Regions from separate parts of the Homo sapiens genome. Here region 1 is linked to region 2. Evidence: chromatin contacts called from ENCODE Hi-C or POLR2A ChIA-PET data. All regions are on one chromosome and are shown on one strand. Each heading gives the region's core, a stretch centred on a gene start or an enhancer-like site at or near the end of the contact. The rest is flanking DNA. Distances are from core to core; before and after follow the strand shown.

Region 1 (4,909 bases), core at 1,345-3,844, 160 kb after region 2:
CAGTGAACCGAGATTGCGCCACCTACACTCCAGCCTGGGTGACAGAGGGAGACTCCGTCTCAAAATAATAATAATAATAATAATAATAATAATGCTCTAGCCTGGTGCAAGGGTCCCCTGTAAGCTCTGCATGGAGCCCCTGCCTGCACCTGGACACCTCTGGTGACAGAGACCTCCATCATAAGATTGCTGTGACAGGGAGAAAGTTCATTATAGTGACCTACATCCAGGTCCTTGTCACTTCCGTCCATTGCTCCTGCTGGCCCCCTGCTTTCCTGCAGTATATCCTGGATTAACTCCCTGATCTCTCTGTGAATCTGCTGACCTCTGCATTCCTTGGAAGAGAAATCAGTCTGACCTCGTTGCTTCTGGAACCAGCTGGGATGAGAGGGTAGTTTGATCAGGTGATCCTAGCGGCCTCTTAAGTCTCTCAGAGAGCACTGGCCAGGAAAGAAAGCAGTACTGGCCACCATATGCTCCAGGCTGATCCTAGCAGTGCAACCACATTGCACAACTCCAGGGGGTGCCTTCTGGTGTTGTGCATTGTGGGCAACCATGGCCCAGGAGCCACATGCCTGTGACTCCTGAGTCCCTGACATGCTCTGGTTTTCTCAGAACTAATTAATGTGAGAGCAAGGACAGTGGCTGCAGTGGCCACAAGAGGCATCTGGGTCTCCATTCATTATTACACCATGGCTGAAACAAGAGGTGGTCTGTGAGGAGGGGTTGAAAGGGCAGCGTGACCTTGTCAGGTCATTCCAGCCCAAGACAGGAACCAGTCCCAGCGTCTGCTTCTACAAGGCTTCCTGTGTTAAGGGGACTTCATTCACCAATTGTTTGTTCATTTCATGTTTATTGAGCACCTGTTATGTGCCATGCAGAAACAACCAAGTCACAGCCTTTGCTCTTAAGGAGCTCAGAGTTTGATGAGGCTGATGTGAGAAGAGCTAGGAGCATAGTGAGATGACAGGAACATAGAGAAGTGATCTCCCATCTCAGGCAAAGGGAGGGCTGGGAAGTGGCTGTACAGAGGAAGCCATGTTCGAGCTGGGCCTTGTAGGGTGAGTAGGAGCTCATCCAGCAAATAGGGCAGGGGGACATTAAGGGCTGGCAGCAATGTAACAGTGTAGGTCACATCAAAGGAAGGGTTGGTAGGGCTGTATTTCCACAGTGAGGGCTGTGTTGGGGTTGGGGTCAGGGCAGAGCAGGGCAGTAGGCTGGGAAAGTTGGGGCTGGGTTATGAAGAGCCCCATGTGCTGAACTGGGGAACTTGTGCTTTATCCTGGTGGGTGCTGGGGCATGCAAGCTTCTGAGCAAAGCTGGGTGAGGATCAGATTCCTGCTTCAGAATGGTGGCTCTGGAGGAGAGACCCGGGCTGGGGCAAGGGTGGAGGCAGGAAACCCTATTAGGAGGGGCAGGAGGGCCCAGAGAGGGCAGAATGAGGGCCTGCCGGAGGAGGAGGAGGAGTTGGCTTTGGGAGCCATTTCAAAAGAATCCAGGACTTGGCTGTGGGTGGAGGAGAGAGGGAGGAGTCACAAGACCGCCCTAAGGTGAGCAGTGTGAATGGAGGCAGTTTGGGGCAGGGGTAGGTAGGATGCTGTGGTTCCGGATAGGTGAGTTTTAAGAGCCTACAGACACCCAGGTAGAAATGGATTCTCAATGGGAAGAAGAGTCCCGGAGCTCAAGTGAGTGTGGTGTTGGACAGGGAGGCCTGGATAGCAGCGCTGCTTGGGAATGGTATTTTCTAGGGAACACGAACAGAGAAGGCAAAGGGGCCAAAAACAGTCCTGGGAACACTGAGTCTCAGTGGGGAAGGCAGGGGAAGGCAGGGGCGGGGCGGGGGGCGGGCAAGAAGAACCTCCCAAGAGGCAGAGGAGAGGCCAGAAGGGCGGATGAAAACCAGCTTCCAGAAGGCCATGGGCGGCAGCATGGGCCCTCCTGGGAAAGTGTGAAAGGCCAAGGCCCCAAAACACCACAGGGTGTAGCAGTGAGGGCTGGTTCAGGTGAGAACAGCGGCATGAAGTTGCCCAACTTGGGGTTGGAAATCACAGTTTGGGAGCGGCTCCAATCCAAACCATGACACCATACGGGATCTTTCAGCCACTTGCAGGGGCGGAGCTGGCGGCGGGATTGACCTGGGATTGGGGATTGGCGGGGTGGGGAGCTGGTGGGGTCCGGCGGAAAGGGGAGGACGTGAACTTGGGCGGGTTGCCCTGGAGAGGCCTGTAGATGCTGGGCAGGTGGGAAGGCAGGTTTCCAGGTGGCAGCGGGTGGAGAGGAGGTGGGGGACTTGTGGTCAGAGAGCGCCCCTGGCGGGGATTTGGGGATCAGCATGCAGGAAGCTCTGGTGATGACACCCCAGGGGCGTGTGTGAAACGGATTCAGGCTGCCAAGCGTTATTCACTGTGGAGAGATTGTCATCACCAGAGCCGTGTCTAAAGGATTTAGCCAGGGCTGGATACGGAAAACAGAATGGAAGGGGGCTTTGGGAGACCAGCCCACCTCACAAGAAAGAGCTGAGAGCCTAGATTTGGGCCAGCGGGGGTAGTCTCTGGACGGAGGGCGGCACGGGGCTGGAGGAGGAGCGTTTTATGATGCGGCCGTGGGTGCTGGCCTTGGCTGGGGCTTGTGGCGACTGGGTGCCGTGACGTGGGGGTGGACCGGGTAGAGCGGGGTCGGCAGGGGGCCGAGTCCGGGCGCCCCCCGCATCCTGACCTGTCTCCCACACAGGGTTCGTGGGCCCCCAAGAAGGAGCCGTACGCCCGGGAGATGCTGGCGATCTCCTTCATCTCGGCCGTCAACCGCAAGCGCAAGAAGCGGCGGGAGGCGCGGGGGCTGGGCAGCAGCACCGACGACGACTCGGAGCAGGAGGCGCACAAGCCTGGGGCGGGGGCCACAGCGCCGGGGACTCAGGAGCGGCCGCAGGGGCCGCTGCCTGGCGCCGTCGCCCCCGAGGCCCCCGGACGCCTCAGTCCCCCGGCGGCGCCGGAGGAGCGGCCGGCCGCGGACACGCGCTCCATTGTGTCGGGCTACTCCACCCTGTCCACCATGGACCGCAGCGTGTGCTCGGGCGCTAGCGGTCGGCGGGCAGGGGCGGGGGATGAGGCGGACGACGAGCGTAGCGAGCTGAGCCACGTGGAGACGGACACTGAGGGCGCGGCGGGCGCGGGGCCTGGGGGGCGCCTGACACGCCGGCCGTCCTTCAGCTCGCACCACCTCATGCCCTGCGACACTCTGGCGCGCCGCCGCCTGGCCCGGGGCCGCCCAGACGGCGAGGGCGCGGGCCGGGGCGGTCCCCGCGCCCCGGAGCCGCCCGGCTCGGCGTCGTCCAGCAGCCAGGAGTCGCTGCGGCCCCCGGCGGCGGCGCTGGCCTCCCGGCCCTCGCGCATGGAGGCGCTGCGTCTAAGGCTCCGCGGCACGGCGGACGACATGCTCGCCGTGCGCCTGCGGCGGCCGCTGTCGCCCGAGACCCGGCGGCGCCGGAGCAGCTGGCGCCGCCACACCGTGGTGGTGCAGAGCCCGCTGACTGACCTCAACTTCAACGAGTGGAAGGAGCTGGGCGGAGGGGGCCCCCCGGAGCCTGCGGGCGCGCGGGCGCACAGTGACAACAAGGACTCCGGACTCAGCAGCCTGGAGTCCACCAAGGCGCGGGCCCCGTCGTCCGCTGCCTCGCAGCCGCCCGCGCCCGGGGACACGGGGTCCCTGCAGAGCCAGCCCCCGCGCCGCTCGGCCGCCTCCCGCCTGCATCAGTGTCTGTGATCCCCACCTCCCGCGCCGCTCGGGCGCCACCCCTCCCTAGAGCCCCTTTGGAACCAGGAGGCTTCACCAGCCTGCACCTCCTCTTCTGTGGCCCCTGGGTGCATGGTGTGGGTGGAGGGCGCAGCAGGCAGTGTCTCTAGTTGGTGTGCTGGAACTGGCAGGGCAGAGGAGAAGGCTGGGGCCGGACTAATTGAATGGAAGGGGGTTCCAGAGGTGATGAGCAGAAGAGGAGGGGGCGTGGGCTGCTGGGGTCTGTGTCCCTGCACACATGCGCCCGATAGGTCCTTCTGAGCCTTTCTGTGGCTGCACTTGGGGACCCTTGTGGACCATGGGGTGTGGCTAGGGAACCCCTAAGTTTCAGACTAAAGGAAAGATCCTGGGTGATGCTGGCTTTTTGCTTCTTTCTTCTGCCCTCCCACCTCAGCTTGTAAGCGGGGATGTGTGTATGTCTGGGGAGAGGAGGTGTAGGGTGCGTATGTCCATGGGGGGAGGGGCTTGTGTGTGCAGTCATTGTCCCAAGGTGTTTCCAGTAGCGACTTCTGTCCCCCTATCCCCACCCTGGTCCCCACTTTGCGCCCCCGGGCTCCCTGCCTTTGGTGCACACAGGATCCTGCCCGCCCCCCTTGCCAGAGCCAGAGAAGGGGGTTGGGGCCATTCCAAGGAGGCAGGACTGAAACCCTCACCAGGGTTACTCCCCAACATCCTTTTGCCTGAGTCACCCTCTAAGCGCTTTAACCACGGGCAGCTGCCTGTTCCCCAGACAGTTTTTGGTGGGGGGGGTCCAGGGTCCCCCTTGCTGGTACCTCCCTCACCCCTCTTTTTGTTTTTCCATCTGTGCCTGTTCCTTCCACAGCCCAGGCACACAGAAGCCCACCTTCTTCCCCTTAGGAGGAGGGATAGTCAACACCCCTGCTGTCTCTCTGTCACTCACACACTGATTTATGGGGTCTGAGCTGGGCTGTTCCTGCAGGATGGACAGGACCCAGCGCCCTCTTCTCCCCACAGGCTGTAAATAGACTTCCAATCACCAGGCCAGCCCCCACACACCCTCACTCATTCCAGGGAAGCCCAGGTAGGTGGTGAACCCGCTGCCACGTCTATCAGTCCTCTTGTTTTATGCAAAGATTTACTGTAAAGTAGATTTCTTTCC
Region 2 (4,396 bases), core at 1,879-4,378:
ACGCCTGTAATCCCAGCACTTCGGGAGGCTGAGGCAGGCAGATCAATGAGGTTGGGAGATCGAGATGAGCCTGACCAACATGGAGAAACTCTGTCTCTACTAAAAATACAAAATTAGCTAGGCGTGGTGGCGCATGCCTGTAATCCCAGCTACTTGGGAGGCTGAGGCAGGAGAATCGCTTGAACCTGGCAGGCAGAGGTTGCAGTGAGCCAAGATAGCGCCATTGCACTCCAGCCTGGGCAACAAGAGCAAAATTCCGTCTAAAAAAACAAAACAAAACAAACAAACAAAAACACAAAAGAATGAAATGCTGTCTCAAAACAAACAAACAACCCCCAACACAAATTCAAGTCCTACAAATGCAAAGATACACCCTCTTTGCTTGGAATTTAACTTTCAATGTTTTTTCCAGGATCTGGGCTACGGAAATGGACAATTATGGAAATGGGAAAAGTCTACCCCATGGCTTGCCCTGCCTTAGAAAGAGCTCGCGTGTGTTCCTCTGTACCTCTGTGCACTCCGTGCAAGTAGAGATACTCCAGATAACCCACACAGTCCTCTTCTCCCACGGCCAGGAAAGCAGCTGGACAGCAGAGGGCGATGAAGAGCCAGGGACCTTGCCTGTAATCAGCTTGTAATGGGCTCTGAGGCCAGAGAGTTTCTCAGAGAGAAAGCTGGGGATCTTGGGTAGTCTTCTTAGGCCTCAGGTGTTGTGTGATTCTATAGCAATTTCTCTTCTTTTATTCATTTATCTATATAGAGACACGGTCTTGCTCTGTCACCCAGGCTAGAGTGCAGTGGTGTGATCACAGCTCACTGCAGTCTCCACCTCCTGGGCTCAAGCAATCCTCCTGCCTCAGCCTCCTGAGTAGCTGAGACCACATCTGGGCACACCACCATGCCTGGCTAATTTTAACATTTGTTGTAGAGCCAGAGTGTTGCTATGTTGCCCTGGCTGGCCTTAAACTCCTGGCCTCAAGTGATCCAAGACCTGCCTTGGCCTCCCCAAGCGCTGGAATTACAGACGTGGGTAAACATGCCCCTCTCAATCGCTCTTCTTTTCTTCAGAAACCTGAGTGACACCTGAGAGGCAGCCAGGGGAAGAGAATGAACTATCTGGAGTCAGAGCTGGTTTTGATTTTCACTGCATCCTTTTGAATTGAGTGACTTTAGCTAAATAACTCACTGAGGTTTACTTTGTCTCTTTATGTGTGAGGAAAGATAATTAATTCTGTTGTGCAGAATTTGTCTCAGGAGACTCTTACAGGGCTTAAGGTTGAACAACAATTCCAGGCACTGTCCTTGGCACTGGAGAGTCCCCAAGGGGCAAAAAGCAAACATGGCTTCTGCCCTCATAGAATTTACAGTTTTGTAGGGAGGACAGCTTTTAATCAACTGACCCCACAGACAGATTGCAAATTACACCTGCGCAAGTAAGTGCAACAAAGGAATGATCTCAGAGCCTGGGGAGGAGGAAGGGCCCAGGCAGGGAGATTTCCCTAAGGTAGTGAGGAGTGAGTTCAATCTGAAGGATGAGTAGGAGTTTACTAAGCAAAAAGAGAAAAGTCTTGCAAGAAAAGGGAATAGCTTTTCTTGCCCACATGTATGGGAGCCTGCCGCAAGGTTGATGGGAATGCAGGGAACAGAGAACAAGGTGGAGCTTAGCAGGGGATGTGGCTAGAGAGGCAGGGGTTAGATCACACAGGGGTCAGATCACAAGATCACACATTAGCCTAAGAACAATGGGAAGCCATGAACAATTTTAATCACAGGCTATGAACACATTTCCATTCTGAAAAGGTCCCTCTGGTTGCAGGACTCAACCCTCCACCCTCTTCCCCTCAATGCACCCTCAGGTATTAGAAGTCACTGAGTTCTGCAGCTGATCCTTCCTCCTTTTCCCTTGCATCTCTCAATATCTCCCACTGGGACTATTTCAATGGGCTCCCTGCCTCCAGTCTCACCTCCTCCACACAAAAAGCTTGATCTTATTTGATCCTCACAACATGCCTGCAAGCAAGCAAAATTGCAATCCTTATCCCTGTGTAAAGATAAGAAGGCCGGGCGTGGGCGCGGTGGCTCACGCCTGTAATCCCAGCATTTTGGGAGGCCAAGGCGGGTGGATCACCTGAGGTCAGGAGTTCAAAACTGGCCTGGCCAACATGGTGAAACCCTGTCTCTACTAAGAATACAAAAAATTACCTGGAGCGAGGCAGGAGAATTGCTTGAACCCGGGAGGCAGAGGTTGCAGTGAGCCAAGATAGCGCCATTGCACTCCAGCCTGGGCAATAGAGAAAGATTCCATCTCAACAACAGCAAAAACTTAATGTGTTGTCTGTAGCCGTTACATTATGAATAGCACAAAAATTGAGTAAATATTCTTCCAGTATTTGAAACCGTTTTCTGACTCAGCAAAGAAGTTGCTCCCATCATTGACAATCCAATTAAGTTTTGTCTTTTTCAGTTTTATCAACCAACATTCACCTTTACAATTACACTCCTAGGTCAACTGCAATCACAGTTTGGCTACCCATATAAGAGTTTGGCAAAAATCAATGAAAGCATTCTGTGAGAAAGAGTTATATGGAATTTGCCAATTTACTATTAATTGTAAATTGTGAACTACACATCCTTTATGTCAGTAAAACTTAACGACAAATTTTTGTACCTATATATGTGCATACATTCCCGTTCTCCCCCCAGAGAGCTGGTTGTTACACATTTATCAGTACAGCACTGGGTCTAGAACACGATTCATGTACTGATTCCACAAACATTCACTGGGTGCCAGGCGGACGGAGATACAGATTAATGATGAAATGACTCAGCCAAGGTCACACATCGCAAGCGGCGTAGATGGCAGAACCATATGTGCTCCCAAGGCCAGCGGCGCGCTCCCAGGACCAGACCATGGTTTCCAAGGCCTCTCCACTCTACCGAATGGGATGGCCTGGGCCTGGGCGCCCAGGAAGTGAAAAGCAAGGACCGGGAAAAGAGACCAACGCCAGCCAACAGACAGCTCACCGCCAATAGGGGCCGGGGGCGCGCGCGGCGTCACTCGCCGTGGAGGCCAGCGCGAGCACGCCCTGGGGAAAGTGGCGTGGCTAAGCCCTTCCGGAAGTGACGTCGGCTTGGGGGCGGTGCTCGGCGGTGGCGGAGCGCGGCCTGGGCTCGCGCTGGGCTCCGCGCGCCCCCCGCCCCCCTCTATGAGGCAGAGGCCGCGGCGGCCGTTAGCGCTGTCGCTCCGGGGGCCGCGGCGGGCGGGGCTCCGGCGGGGCCCGGCCTAGTCCCCACCCCAGCCCGGCTCCCAGCCGCCCGCCCTCCCTCCCTCTCCCCGATGCAGGAGGCCGAGCTCCGGGATGGCGAGGCGGCGGCGGCGGCCGCTTCGTACCGCGTCCTGAGCCGCCTCCTTGGCTATGGAGAGGCGGCCCCCGAGCCAGGCCCTCCGCCACCGCCCCCGGGCCATGGCCCCCCGCCGCCACCCTTCCTCGCGCGGCCCGGCCCGCGGGGCTCCCGGCCGCCGCAGCTGATGGTGTTCCGCAACGTGGGTCGGCCGCCGGAGGAGGAGGACGTGGAGGCGGCCCCGGAGCCGGGACCCTCGGAACTGCTGTGTCCCCGGCACCGCTGTGCCCTGGACCCCAAGGCCCTGCCGCCGGGCTTGGCGCTCGAGCGGACCTGGGGCCCGGCGGCTGGACTAGAGGCGCAGTTGGCGGCTCTGGGGCTCGGGCAGCCGGCGGGGCCGGGGGTCAAGACAGTCGGTGGGGGTTGCTGCCCGTGTCCGTGTCCTCCTCAGCCGCCCCCTCCGCAGCCCCAGCCGCCTGCTGCCGCCCCGCAGGCCGGGGAGGACCCCACGGAAACGAGCGACGCGCTGCTGGTCCTGGAGGGCTTGGAATCGGAGGCCGAGAGCCTGGAGACTAACAGCTGCTCGGAAGAGGAGCTCAGCAGCCCGGGTCGCGGAGGAGGAGGGGGCGGCCGGCTTCTGCTGCAGCCCCCAGGCCCTGAATTACCTCCGGTGCCCTTCCCGCTGCAGGACTTGGTCCCTCTGGGGCGCCTGAGTAGAGGGGAGCAGCAGCAGCAGCAGCAGCAGCAACCTCCCCCGCCCCCGCCTCCTCCCGGGCCCCTCCGGCCACTCGCGGGTCCTTCTCGGAAGGGCTCCTTCAAAATCCGCCTCAGTCGCCTCTTTCGCACCAAGAGCTGCAACGGTGGCTCCGGCGGTGGGGATGGGACCGGCAAGAGGCCTTCTGGAGAGCTGGCTGCTTCAGCTGCGAGCCTGACAGACATGGGAGGCTCTGCGGGCCGGGAGCTGGACGCGGGGAGGTGAGACCGGCCGGGGGCTGGCCGACAAACTTCCTTTTCTTGTTTGGTTTCCCTTTTTATCTATTGCTATCGCGATCCT

What was found. A loop is a pair of places that touch in the nucleus more often than their neighbours do. ChIA-PET counts read pairs that join two places held with the same protein, here RNA polymerase II (POLR2A). Pooled maps may share reads with other maps.
Region 1: a map of Right ventricle myocardium inferior shows a loop between it and region 2 (3-fold over the local background). The contact joins the enhancer-like site here to the promoter of SOCS7 in region 2. A Hi-C loop is called at or near these places in 8 of 168 maps with a recorded cell type or tissue (B cell, HepG2, OCI-LY7 and 5 more), 7 of 37 single-sample maps with no recorded cell type and 19 of 50 pooled maps. POLR2A ChIA-PET finds 5 or more read pairs at or near these places in 2 of 52 experiments (AG04450 and WTC11).

Annotation. Positions count from the first base shown.
Region 1 is chr17:38,507,214-38,512,122 of GRCh38, forward strand. It overlaps ARHGAP23 (Rho GTPase activating protein 23), which reads left to right. Exons shown (of 24, transcript NM_001199417.2): 24 at 2,731-4,909. The coding sequence ends at 3,759. Among named protein-coding and RNA genes, the nearest start is that of ARHGAP23, 81 kb to the left of the region's middle. RefSeq lists enhancers at 1,543-2,370, 2,371-3,187. Within about 2 kb of position 2,595, at least 3 of the 41 ENCODE cell types and tissues checked have a DNase peak (open chromatin) inside an H3K27ac peak, as active enhancers do.
Region 2 is chr17:38,348,716-38,353,111 of GRCh38, forward strand. SOCS7 (suppressor of cytokine signaling 7) reads left to right here and starts at 3,129. Exons shown (of 10, transcript NM_014598.4): 1 at 3,129-4,317. The coding sequence starts at 3,338. LOC124903991 (a long non-coding RNA gene) reads right to left here and starts at 2,281. Exons shown (of 2, transcript XR_007065738.1): 1 at 2,203-2,281; 2 at 1,744-2,010.